2 separate regions of the Homo sapiens genome follow, and region 1 is linked to region 2. A link is a contact called in ENCODE Hi-C or POLR2A ChIA-PET data. All regions are on one chromosome and are shown on one strand. The core of a region is the stretch at or near the end of the contact, and the rest is flanking DNA. Distances in the headings are between cores, read along the strand shown. Region 1 overlaps GALNT1 (polypeptide N-acetylgalactosaminyltransferase 1). Region 2 holds the start of RPRD1A (regulation of nuclear pre-mRNA domain containing 1A).

Region 1 (5,426 bases), core at 1,792-4,291, 450 kb after region 2:
CTGAGAGGAAAAAACCTCTATCTTGTTTAAAGCACCTTTTTGTGGGGGAAGAGGGAATACAGGGACCTTTGCGATGCTGCCAAACCTAATGCTAACAAACACAGAAGGAAATCGGTCAAAATAGAAAAATAAGACAAGACTCAGAGGAGAGGTGGTTTCATGGCTTGTTCTTTATCTTCTGCTAACTGTACTTTTGAATAGGCTTTACATTTTTTATTTAAAAAAACCTTTTACTTCCTAGACTTTAAACAGAGATTCTCAAATGTTACCCACAAACAACTGTTGGTCCACAGATCAAGTTAAAACGCAGAGACAACATGTATACTCTATGAGGTGGCCCACCAGAGTGGATAAAGAATTCACTAGAAGCTTGCCAACGACACTACTGAGCGCAGACAGTTACTACACTGTTGTCATCAGTACTGCCACTGCCAGTTTGGATCACAAACAAGACTGTATGATCCCACAGTCTCTTGGCGCTGGACTATGGATGAGAAAGACCAAAAACAATTTGCAGACTAAATGGAAATCTCTGTTGTCACTCCCTTTTCCCAATTTTTTTTTCCATGCATTCCCCAGAGCTCAGTGCCATACTTTTCCTCCTGTATAACTGGATCATCTGTGAGGAGAAAAAGAAGAAAAAAAATCTCAAAGGACAGTAGTACCCTTAGATGAAATTCTTTTTTTTACATTTGTAAGCATGAAGGTTCTTTTGAGAATTGCTTTCCTTAATACACTGTCTGATGTTACTAGGTTACTAACTTAAGCGACCTTTTGAGATCTAAAAAGTTTTCAGATTTGCTCAACAGAACAAATAAAAACCAAAACTTGAGTTAGGGGTAGATTTTAGATTTTTGGCCCTAATAATAGCCTGAAATATTTAGTTACCATTGAAAAAACAAAACAAAACATATATTAGCATGTTACAGAAAGACAGTGTTCTGGTTAGTCACAAATTCTACCTTACAGATTTATCGCAGGTACCACACACTGCAAAACAACCATACCCTTCCTTTTTTCCTTAACTAATCAGTAATTTGGCATATCGGTTTTTAAGTTGCTGTGTTTTCTAACTTGGTTTCTCTCTTACTAGTCTCTCCCTAATGTCATTTAACGTCTCTTAGTTTATAGCGTTAGTGATTGTTTTGCATTCTTGCCTGCTGATTTTCCTGTGAAAAGCTATTCTCTGCCTCCCTCCCTCAACTCGGTCTGCCCTGTAGTCTCAGGCTGCTTCTGCATTGCTATCAGTTAAGATCCATTCTAGGGGATGACCTCAAGCGCCTTTTCTTCATATTTGTTTCAGCTCTTTGGAGGGCTGATTATAGGATTTGCTTCCTGCTCTCAGAACAAACAAACAAACAAAAACAGTGCAGTACAATTAAGTTGACATTTTACTTAACAATGTAATAGGAAAGTTAAGTAAATTGTTGGAAAAAAAAAACTCTGAAATAAACCTGCTATTTAATTCACATCAATAACTCAAACATTTCTTTTGTATTATTTTTTAAAATTCTAATTCTCAAAACTATTCTACTAAAACCTCTAATCACTTGGGTTATCTCTCCTTTTCTTTTAAATACACTAAACAGTTACACATGTTTGTCTTTATTACCCATAATGCAACTAAAAGATAAATTTTTTGCAGATGTCATTTCTCCACTTGAGCTTTAGAGAATTTAAGAATTAAGTTCATCCATGAGCAGTCTTTTTCAAACACACATTACAGTCTAGTCTCAAGCTTCCTTCTTGAGACCCTAACCATAAATTCAAGAGGAATAACTAAAATTTTTTAAAGATGTATTTAAACTAAACATACCAAAGAATATATACTTTTTAATGAATACAAGATTATTTTACAGGTTTAGACTACATTTAATGTAAATAATGTTAATTATGAATGAAAATGATGTAAAATTATTTTCCTAATGGTACTGCACATAATGCTATCTCATTGCACAAGAAAAATCAGAGCAGTTAACAGTTTTGCATTTTGCTGTGCTGTTAACTGCAGTAGTGCTCTCTATACATGTTAAGTGCTTGGCTATCAAAAAAAAAAAAAAAGAACAGCAAAGCAGTCTTAAAAGATGAAACCTTTATCTGCTAGAGCAAAGTTTATGGTTTCATTATAAAGAACCCTAATCTGAAGAGTTATCGAAAAGAAAAGAAGAAGAGAAAGGGAGAGAAATAATTTTTAAAATAGGTATTGTTTTTATTTTTTTAAGGAAAGCTTTTTTAAAAAAACTAAATGTGCTATGTTGATCTTGTTTTGAGTTTTGAATCTACAAATCAACTTAAAAAGACACTTTAGGGACCACTGAGGAAATATGATTATGAACTGGGTTACAGATGCTACTAAGCAATCACTGTTAATTAGGAATGTTAACAGCATTGTGGTCATATTCAAAATGTTCTCATTTTAAAGGATCTATACTGAAGAATGTTAGAGGTAAAATGACATGATGTCTTCCATTGCTTTAAAATACTTGGGCTTAAGAGCAGGGGAGTGAGGTTAGATTGAGAGGTGGAACACAAGTGGGAAAATGTGTTTGCTGAATCTGGAGAATGGATACAGGTTTAAGAGGGCTCGTTTCACTGTTCTGTCTACTTTTATATATGTTAGAATTTCTCGAAATATGATGTTAAAACAAAGAAGTAACTTTTAAACGTGTTTCAGATAGCTAAACGCTAAATTAGGATTTAACATCTTACTTTGGATTTAACATCTTACTTTGGCAGGCCAAATACTGCATACACTGGTGTTCTGTGAACAAAAGCAAGGCATATAGTAGACATTTGTTCACTTAACAAATTTGTTAACTGCCCTACTATATGCCAAGCATTTTACCAGACCATATGAGAACAAAGATGAGTTAGACAACATCACTGTCCTTAGGGAGGAAATGGTCAATATAAATACCTGTAATAAATGATTCTTGGTGGTGTGAGAGAAGAGTCTAGAGAACAGTAGCCACAGACAGGAAATGGAGGGGGGAGCTGTCTGAATGCCTGCAATGCGCCGCTTGCATTACATTCACCCGTCACTGCTGCTCAAATGGGGAAGGAACTACTCATAAAGTTTTGTTTGTTTTCATACCACACCTCACTCTGGCATAAATGAGTCAGGATCTATGGTTACAGGGTTCCTCAGTGGCTTAGGCATTAGAGAGAGAATTTTATCCTAATAACAACCCTTTCAAGTGGGTTTTATCTTCATTTTCAGCTGAGGAAGCTGAAGAGTCAGAAGTTTGAGGGGTGGACCATACTAGAGGACTGGAAGGTCTGAGAAGTCACAGAATTTGAAGAGTGGTGCCAATACAAAGGAGGAGAGAGCTCTGAAAAAGGAGTCTGAGACGATGCTAACTGCCACAGAGAAAGATTACGTGACACTGGAAGCTGTTTCTGCCAAGTATTCAGCAAGCTACCATGAATGTGGAGATTAAAACACAACACTAAAACACTAGAAGGTTTTACAACCTGTGCTAAGCAAAAGGAATCAAACATTACTCAAGACTTCAGGTGAGGATATGCAAGCCTTAGTACTTCTCATTAGCCATATGCAATGCAGGTCAGATAAAAAAAACACCCAGTGTCCAAAGCAATAACAGCTATATTTCTTTTAATAGAGATATAAATTAAACAGGAGAATAAAAGCATAACAACAATTACCAAGCACTTACTGTGTGCTGAGCACTTTGATGGGCACTGTATAACAATACTCCCAACAACCCAGTAAGCCAGGTACTATTATGCACACCATCTTACAGATAGGAAAACTGACACTTTAAAAAGTTAGGTAATTTGGCCAGCGTCACATAGACTATACATGTCAAGGCCAGAATTCAAAATTAGTCAGGTCCCAGCAACTATGATGAAACCCACAAACCTGTATCCTTTACCTTGTCTACCTCTGCAATTTACATAAATTAAATCATATTATAATGTATTCTTCTGCTACCTTTTAAATCCAACATTACGTTTTTAAGACTCATCCATATTGATGTAGTTCACTAACTTTGGTGTCATAGAGCAAGGGGTGGCAAACTAGTATTTTTGTAAATAAAATTTTATGGGAATGCAGCCACTCTCATTCATTTATATATGGTTTACAGCTGCTTTTGCACTACAACGTCAAAGTTGTTGGCCTTTACAGAGACTGTACGGCCTGCAAAGGCTAAAATACTTACTATCTGGCCCTTTACAGAAAAGTCTGCCAACCTCTGCCATGGAGTAGTGCAGTGGTATACTTGACAATGTCCAACTTTTACAATTTTGTCAATGTAGCTTTAATTTGTATTTCCCTGAAAACAACTGTTTACTGGCTATTCATTTTTCTCCTAAGAAACAGCTCTTGCTTTCTTCTGCCATTAACTGTTTTCACACTTACGTATGTATGCGTACTGACATATGGGTGTGTGCATTACTGATTCTAAAAATCCTTATCCTTTGTATGCAAAATATATTCTACTTGTGTATTTGTGACTAGTCTTTACACTCTCCTTTCCATGCACACAAAACCCAAGAGATCTTAATTTTAGTACAGCCAAATTAATAAACCTTTTCCTTCAACAATTGTGCTTTTGGCTTCCAAAGCCTGAGGTCTAAAATACTCTCTAATATTTTATTCTGGAGGCTTAAGTTTTGCCTTTCACAATCTAGTCTTTAATCCATCTGAAATTGCTTTTTTTAATACAGTGTTAGTAAAAACCATTTTTTAAAATGTGGCTAAGAATCCCAACCATTTAAAACGTATTCCATTTCCTTGATTTGTAACATTAGCTCTGTCATGTATTAGCTTTCCACGTACTTAGAGTTCTGGTTTTTGCCTTAACTTCCTTCCATTATCTATTTGTCTATGCTTGTCCAAATATTATGCCATCTCAATGATTAAAGTTTTACACTATCTTAAAATCTTGTAAGACAAGTACTTGCTTCAGGAATGTCTTAGCCATTCTTGACCCTTTGTATTTCCAAATAAATTTTAGAATTAACTGGTCAAATTCCACAAAAACAAACAAAACCATACCCTGCTGGGTGTTTTTTTTAATAGCAATAAATTCATATATTAAAGACAGATTAATTGATACGTTTATAGGAAACCTTCTTTCTATGAACATGGTATGTCGTCACATTTATTTAGGTCTTCTTAATGTCCTTCGATATATTTCTATACCTTTCTATTTAAAGATCTTGCCCTCTCTTTTTCTATTTATTCCTAGGTGGCTTTTTATTTTTTTTACTATTGAGAAATATTTTTATTACATTTATTATTGTATGCTGCTAGTTTAGAGTAATAGAACTGACTTTACCATAATGATCTTCTTGTTGATTAATTGGCATTCCTTGCAGATTCTGGATGTTAGTCCTTAAATTTTACTATATCAATCATATATTCGCAACTTAATAAACTCCTGAATTTTCTATGAAGG
Region 2 (5,486 bases), core at 1,764-4,263:
TAGTAGTGTAAGTGCTAAATAAGGCATTCAGTAATTAAAAAACACAAGGAAGGAATCTAACATTGACTGAGTGGAAAGAAAAGAAAGCTGAAATTTAAGGCAGAATTTAAGCTGAAATTTTAGGTAGAATTGAGACACAGAGGAAGACAGAGATAGAGAATGAGAAGAGTGGAAATCTCAGGTGAAGACACTGGGAGATGGGAAGTAGTCTTTGGTGGAATGGAATGGAATATTGTTGAAGATACTTTTAAGGTCTCAGGGGATAGATAGGTTTGGACAGCCTCAGTAGCTCACGTTCTATAATCCCAGCACTTTGGGAGGCAGGGACAGGAGGATGGCTTGAGCCTGAGAATTCAAGACCAGCCTGGGCAACATGGCGAGACCCCATCTCTAAAAAAAAAAATTTAAAAATAAGCTGGGCATGATGGTACACCTGTAGTCCTAGCTACTTGGTAGGCTGAGGTGGGGGGAATCACCTGAGCCTGGGAGGTTGAGGCTGCGGTGAGCTGTGATGATGCCACTGCACTCCATCCTGGGCAACAGAGCGATATCTTGTCTCCTTTTAAAAAAAAAAAAGATAGGTTAAACTCGAACTAAGTTAAAGTTAAAAACTAGGCTAAATAGATTGGATAAACAAAAAGATGTATAATGGAGAAAGAAAGAAATGTAAAGATAGGAATAGATATTGGAGTGAAAAGAGGTGAAGGAAGAGTGAACTTCACCTCTACAACGATATCTCTGAACCTCAGGCACAGATATACATATTCTGTTCCTACTTGTTGGAAGTTCTTTCTCTTTTTCTTTTTTCTTTCTCTTTCTTTTCTTTTTTTTTTTTTTTTTGAGATGTAGTCTCACACTGTTGCCCAGGCTGGAAGTGCAATGGCGCGATCTTGGCTCACTGCAACGTCCGCCTTCCAGGTTCAAACAATTCTCCTGCCTCAGCCTCCCGAGTAGATGGGATTATAGGTGCCCACCACCATGCCCAGCTAATTTTTGTACTTTTTGTAGAGATGGGATTTCACCATGTTGGCCAGGCTGGTCTCGAACTCCTGACCTGGTGATCTACCCACCTCGGCCTCCCAAAGTGCTGGGATTACAGGCTTGAGCCACCGTGCCCTGCCCTTCCTTTTCATTTTTTGAGACAGGGTCTTGCTCTGTTGCTCAGGCTGGAGTGCAGTGGCACAATCATGACTCACGGCAACCTCTGCCTCTCAGGTTCAGGTGATCCTCCTACCTCAGCTTCCTGGGACCATAGGCGCATACCACCATGCCCAGCTAATTTTTAAATTTTTAGTAAAGACAGGGACTCACTATGTTACCCAGGTTGGTGTCTAACTCCTGGGCTCAAGCAATCCTCCCACCTCGGCCTCCCAGAGTGCTGGGATTATAGACATGAGCCACACATCTGGCCGCAAAGTTCTTGAACGATGCTTGTCAAAAGATAGTTTAGGAATTCCTATGGTTTCTTATGTATCTTTCTGGAAGTTTCTTGTATTAATATTTAGGGCCAGGCATGGTGGCTTACAACTGTATTCCCAGCACTTTGGGAGGCCGACACAGAGGAGGATTGCTTGAGCCCAGAGGTCGAGACTGCAGTGAACATGACTGAACCACATACTCCAGCCTGGGCAACAGAGTAAGACCCGGTCTCAAAAAAAATTTTAGAATATGATGGTGTATGCATTAGATTAACAATGAGATTTCTGTAATTAATTTTTAACTATATAAGTAATATATTCACGTATTCTTTTTGTAAAAATGAAAACAATATGGACACAATTTAAGGGCTCCAATTCTGATCCTCTCCCTGAGACCAGTATTCATGTGGTGTGTATTCCTCCAAACCTTTGCCATGAGTTTACGTACTTGTGAACCCATATGAACTACATACCTTTAAACAAGAAGTGGTATACTATACTTTTGCTTCTGTAATTAAAAAAAAATCCAGCTGGGCATGGTGGCTCACACCTGTAATCCCAGCATTTTGGGAGGCCAAGGTGGGAGGAATGCTTGAGCCCAGGAATTCGAGGTTGCAGTAAGCTGTGATCATGGCACTGAACTCCAGTCTGGGTGAGAGTGAGGCCCTCTCTCAAAAAGAACCTCATAAAAACCCACTCAAACCCTTCCAAATCCACCATATCTTGGATTAATCCATATTTTAAACTGCTGCATGTATTATGGAATATAGACGTATCTGTGTAGACTGCAACAGTGAATGTTCCAATTTTTCACTGTTACTGTGTTGGACTGAACACCTAGAATAAGCTTCCTGGTGCAAACATGCTGGTGTTTTTTCCAGCACTGACAGCAATTAGTGAAATTGCTAGGAAAGAGTATTCTTATAATTTTTAAATTTTTATTCATTTTTCATTTTTGTGGGTACATAGTAGGTGTATATATTTATGGAGTACATAAGATATTTTGGTACAGGCATGGCAATGCCTAATAATCGCATTATGCAAAGTTGGGTATCCATCCCTTTAAGCATTTATCCTTTGTGTTACAAACAATCCAATTATCCTTTTAGTTATTTTAAAATGTACAATTAAATTATTACTGACTCTAGTCCCCTGTCATGCTATCAAATACTAGGTCCTATTTATATTTAGTCCTTCTATTAGTCCTTCTATTTAGCCCTCCCCCACTACCCTTCCCAGCCTCTGGTCACCATCCTATACTCTATTTAGGAAGGTGTATTTTTAACCGTAATTGGTCATGCAAATAGTCTTTAAAGTGCCTGCCCCAATTTATACCAGTTTACATGCCTATGTAGAGATCTGTAATCACTGCTTCTTTGACAGAGTTTCCATTAAGGAGGGTTCAGGCCTGGCAAACTCCCACCATGCCTCTGAGAGTAACCCAGGCATCACGCCCCTGTCCGCCTCCCCTGCACTTGTTTCGACTCCGCCCCTTCCGCCTGGCGGTTCCACTTCTCGGCCGCGCGTTTTCCCAGGGCTTGCAGCGGGAGGGGCGGGGCGTGGGTCCCTGTGACGTCACTGCCGGCCGGACGCCATCTTGCTGGTTTGCGGCCGGTCTTGGATGAAGCGGCGGCCGTGGTGAGAGCGTGGGGAAGGGTGGGGTGAGGGGGCGAGGCCGCAGCTAGGGCGGCGAAACTCTCCTCCCCTCGGCCCCACCGCGTGGGACGGCGTGAACGTGGTGTCGGAGGGATGTCAGCCTTCTCTGAGGCGGCGCTGGAGAAGAAGCTGTCGGAGTTGAGCAACTCGCAGCAGAGCGTGCAGACCTTGTCCCTGTGGCTCATTCACCACCGTAAACACTCGCGTCCCATCGTCACCGTGTGGGAGCGGGAGCTGCGGAAAGGTGAGTCAACCGCTTATGTCGGCCGCTTCCCACCACCCGGCCGGCCTCCAGGCGCCCCCGGGAACCCCGTTTCTCCAGCGCCCCCGGCTTCCCGGCGTCGGGATGCCAGCGCGCGGTGGTCTGCGGGCTTGGAGGAGCTGCGTGCACCACGCTTCTGCAAAGTCTGGGCTTAGATATTTATTGAATAAAGGAATGAATAATTAAAAAAGAAAACTCCGGTTAGCTTAACACGGAAACAGTAGCAGGGGGTTGGGACTCCACACCCAATTAGGGCCAGAAATTCAGGTGGTCAGGTATTTTTTTCATTCTGTGAATGATAATGGAGGATAAGGGAGGGAGAAGGTAGGGGAGTGGAAAGAAAAAGATTGGTGTGGGTTTGGGAGTTACTTCCGTCATTTCTGTAACGCAGCAACTTATTCTTGTGAAATTAATAGAGGAATAGTTTTAGAAGTCTAATATAAGAAGATGGGTAATGCAGTGGAAAAGACTCTGAATTTGTAGATTTTAGAGGGTCTCAATTGGGCAAGTTTCTTATAACTTCTGCGTTGCAGATGCCTTACCTGAAAAGGAGAGATTTAGAGTAAGTCACCTAAAGTCCTTTCCTATTCTATGATTATATGCCCTAATGCAGTGTCTTTGTTTTGCAAAACATTTGATAGTGTTCCTGTAAATGAAGTAAACTTTTTTGAGATGTCTGTCACTAAAATATTCAGAATCAGTTCATGTATGCAGAGCAACTTTGTAAAAAATTATCCTAGTGCGACTGAAAATAAAAAATTTCATTTGCTTAGTCTGAGCTTGTACTTTAATTCTTAATTCATTGGGTAGAGTGGACACTCTTCATTATTGTTGCAAACATCCTGATGGATATGATGGTTTTTTATCAAGTGTTAAAGGTTTTAACCGTTATTAATCAAAATAGACGCTTGCTTACTGAACCTTGTGAAAGCTATATGATGTATGTACGTAACAGCCAAAATGTGAGCCAAAATGTTGGCTGTATATAATGGAGACAATCTGTCCTTGTATATTGTTTGTGGTTATGAAAACGTCACCCATCCTTGAGAAGAAATTGATTTACAGCCTTGTTTTTCAGTTTATGTGTAAGTATGTGTGTATTGGCCCTGAATGAGGAATTCATCTTCTGTGAGTGGACGGAAAGGTTTCAGAAACACTGATATAAAGGTCTGGAAAGTAGCTGTGAACTTTGAAAAGTCAGGAATTAGCTTTGCTTTTACATTTTACTAGATTTCAGAATCGGTAACAGGTTTATCTTGTTTTTTGTTTTTGCAGAGAGCATTTAGAAACACATGTAATCAGTATAGGGTTGATACCCAGACTCTCTTAATAACTATTACAAATCAGTAAAAAAAAAAAATGGCAGTACTGTTTATAGGCATTTCACGTGAGGAAACCTGAAAGGTCAATAAATGATACTTAATCTTACAAATCAGGAAAAAGTAAGCCAGTGAGGTACCACTTTATGTTCATCAATTTGGCAAAATAATATGACAATATGGATAATTGTTGCAGAGAAACAGGAACTCTTATACCACTTGGTGGGAATGTAAAAATATGTAACTATTTTGTAGATCAACTTAGTTGATGAAGTTGGAGGTATATATTAAATATATCCTTTGACCTAGCAGTTTTCTTTCTAGGAATATATTCTAGAAATAAGTATTGTTCTCAAGAATTGTTTATTGCAGCTTCATAATAACAAAATTGAAAACAAGTGAGACCCTGCCTGTGCAACATAGTGAAACCTTTTCTTTACAAAAAATAAGAAAACAAAAAAACCATTCCATTAGTTTGAGAATGGACAAATAAATTGTGATATTAATAAAATGTAATACTATCGAAAAGTTCTCACGAATGGACTAGAGCTGCATGAAACAACGTGACTGAATTGAAAAACAAACAAAATCTTGAGCTAAGAAAACAAGGTACAGACGAATAATGCTATGGGGGTAAAGTCTAAAAACATGCAAAACAGTACTTCTTTTGTTTATAGATACCTATATTAAAATATGCATAGTAGTGATTAACACCATATTCCAAGATAGTGGTTGTCATAGTGTGTCCAGAATTGGTGGGTTCTTGGTCTCGCTGACTTCAAGAATGAAGCTGTGGACCCTCGCGGTGTTATAGTTCTTAAAGATGGTGTG

Evidence for each region. A loop is a pair of places that touch in the nucleus more often than their neighbours do. ChIA-PET counts read pairs that join two places held with the same protein, here RNA polymerase II (POLR2A). Pooled maps may share reads with other maps.
Region 1: a loop to region 2 is called in a map of B cell, with 5 times the contacts of the local background. The contact joins the enhancer-like site here to the promoter of RPRD1A in region 2. A Hi-C loop is called at or near these places in 2 of 168 maps with a recorded cell type or tissue (B cell and naive thymus-derived CD4-positive, alpha-beta T cell) and 9 of 50 pooled maps. POLR2A ChIA-PET finds 5 or more read pairs at or near these places in 1 of 52 experiments (activated T-cell).

What each region holds. Positions count from the first base shown.
Region 1 is chr18:35,614,671-35,620,096 of GRCh38, reverse strand. The region is part of intron 1 of GALNT1 (polypeptide N-acetylgalactosaminyltransferase 1); the gene reads right to left. Among named protein-coding and RNA genes, the nearest start is that of MIR3975, 26 kb to the right of the region's middle. Within about 2 kb of position 3,041, at least 20 of the 41 ENCODE cell types and tissues checked have a DNase peak (open chromatin) inside an H3K27ac peak, as active enhancers do; they include B cell, where a contact is called at or near this core.
Region 2 is chr18:36,065,086-36,070,571 of GRCh38, reverse strand. It overlaps RPRD1A (regulation of nuclear pre-mRNA domain containing 1A), which reads left to right and starts at 3,013. Exons shown (of 7, transcript NM_018170.5): 1 at 3,013-3,318. The coding sequence starts at 3,168. RefSeq lists enhancers at 2,834-3,063, 2,775-3,290, 3,174-3,313.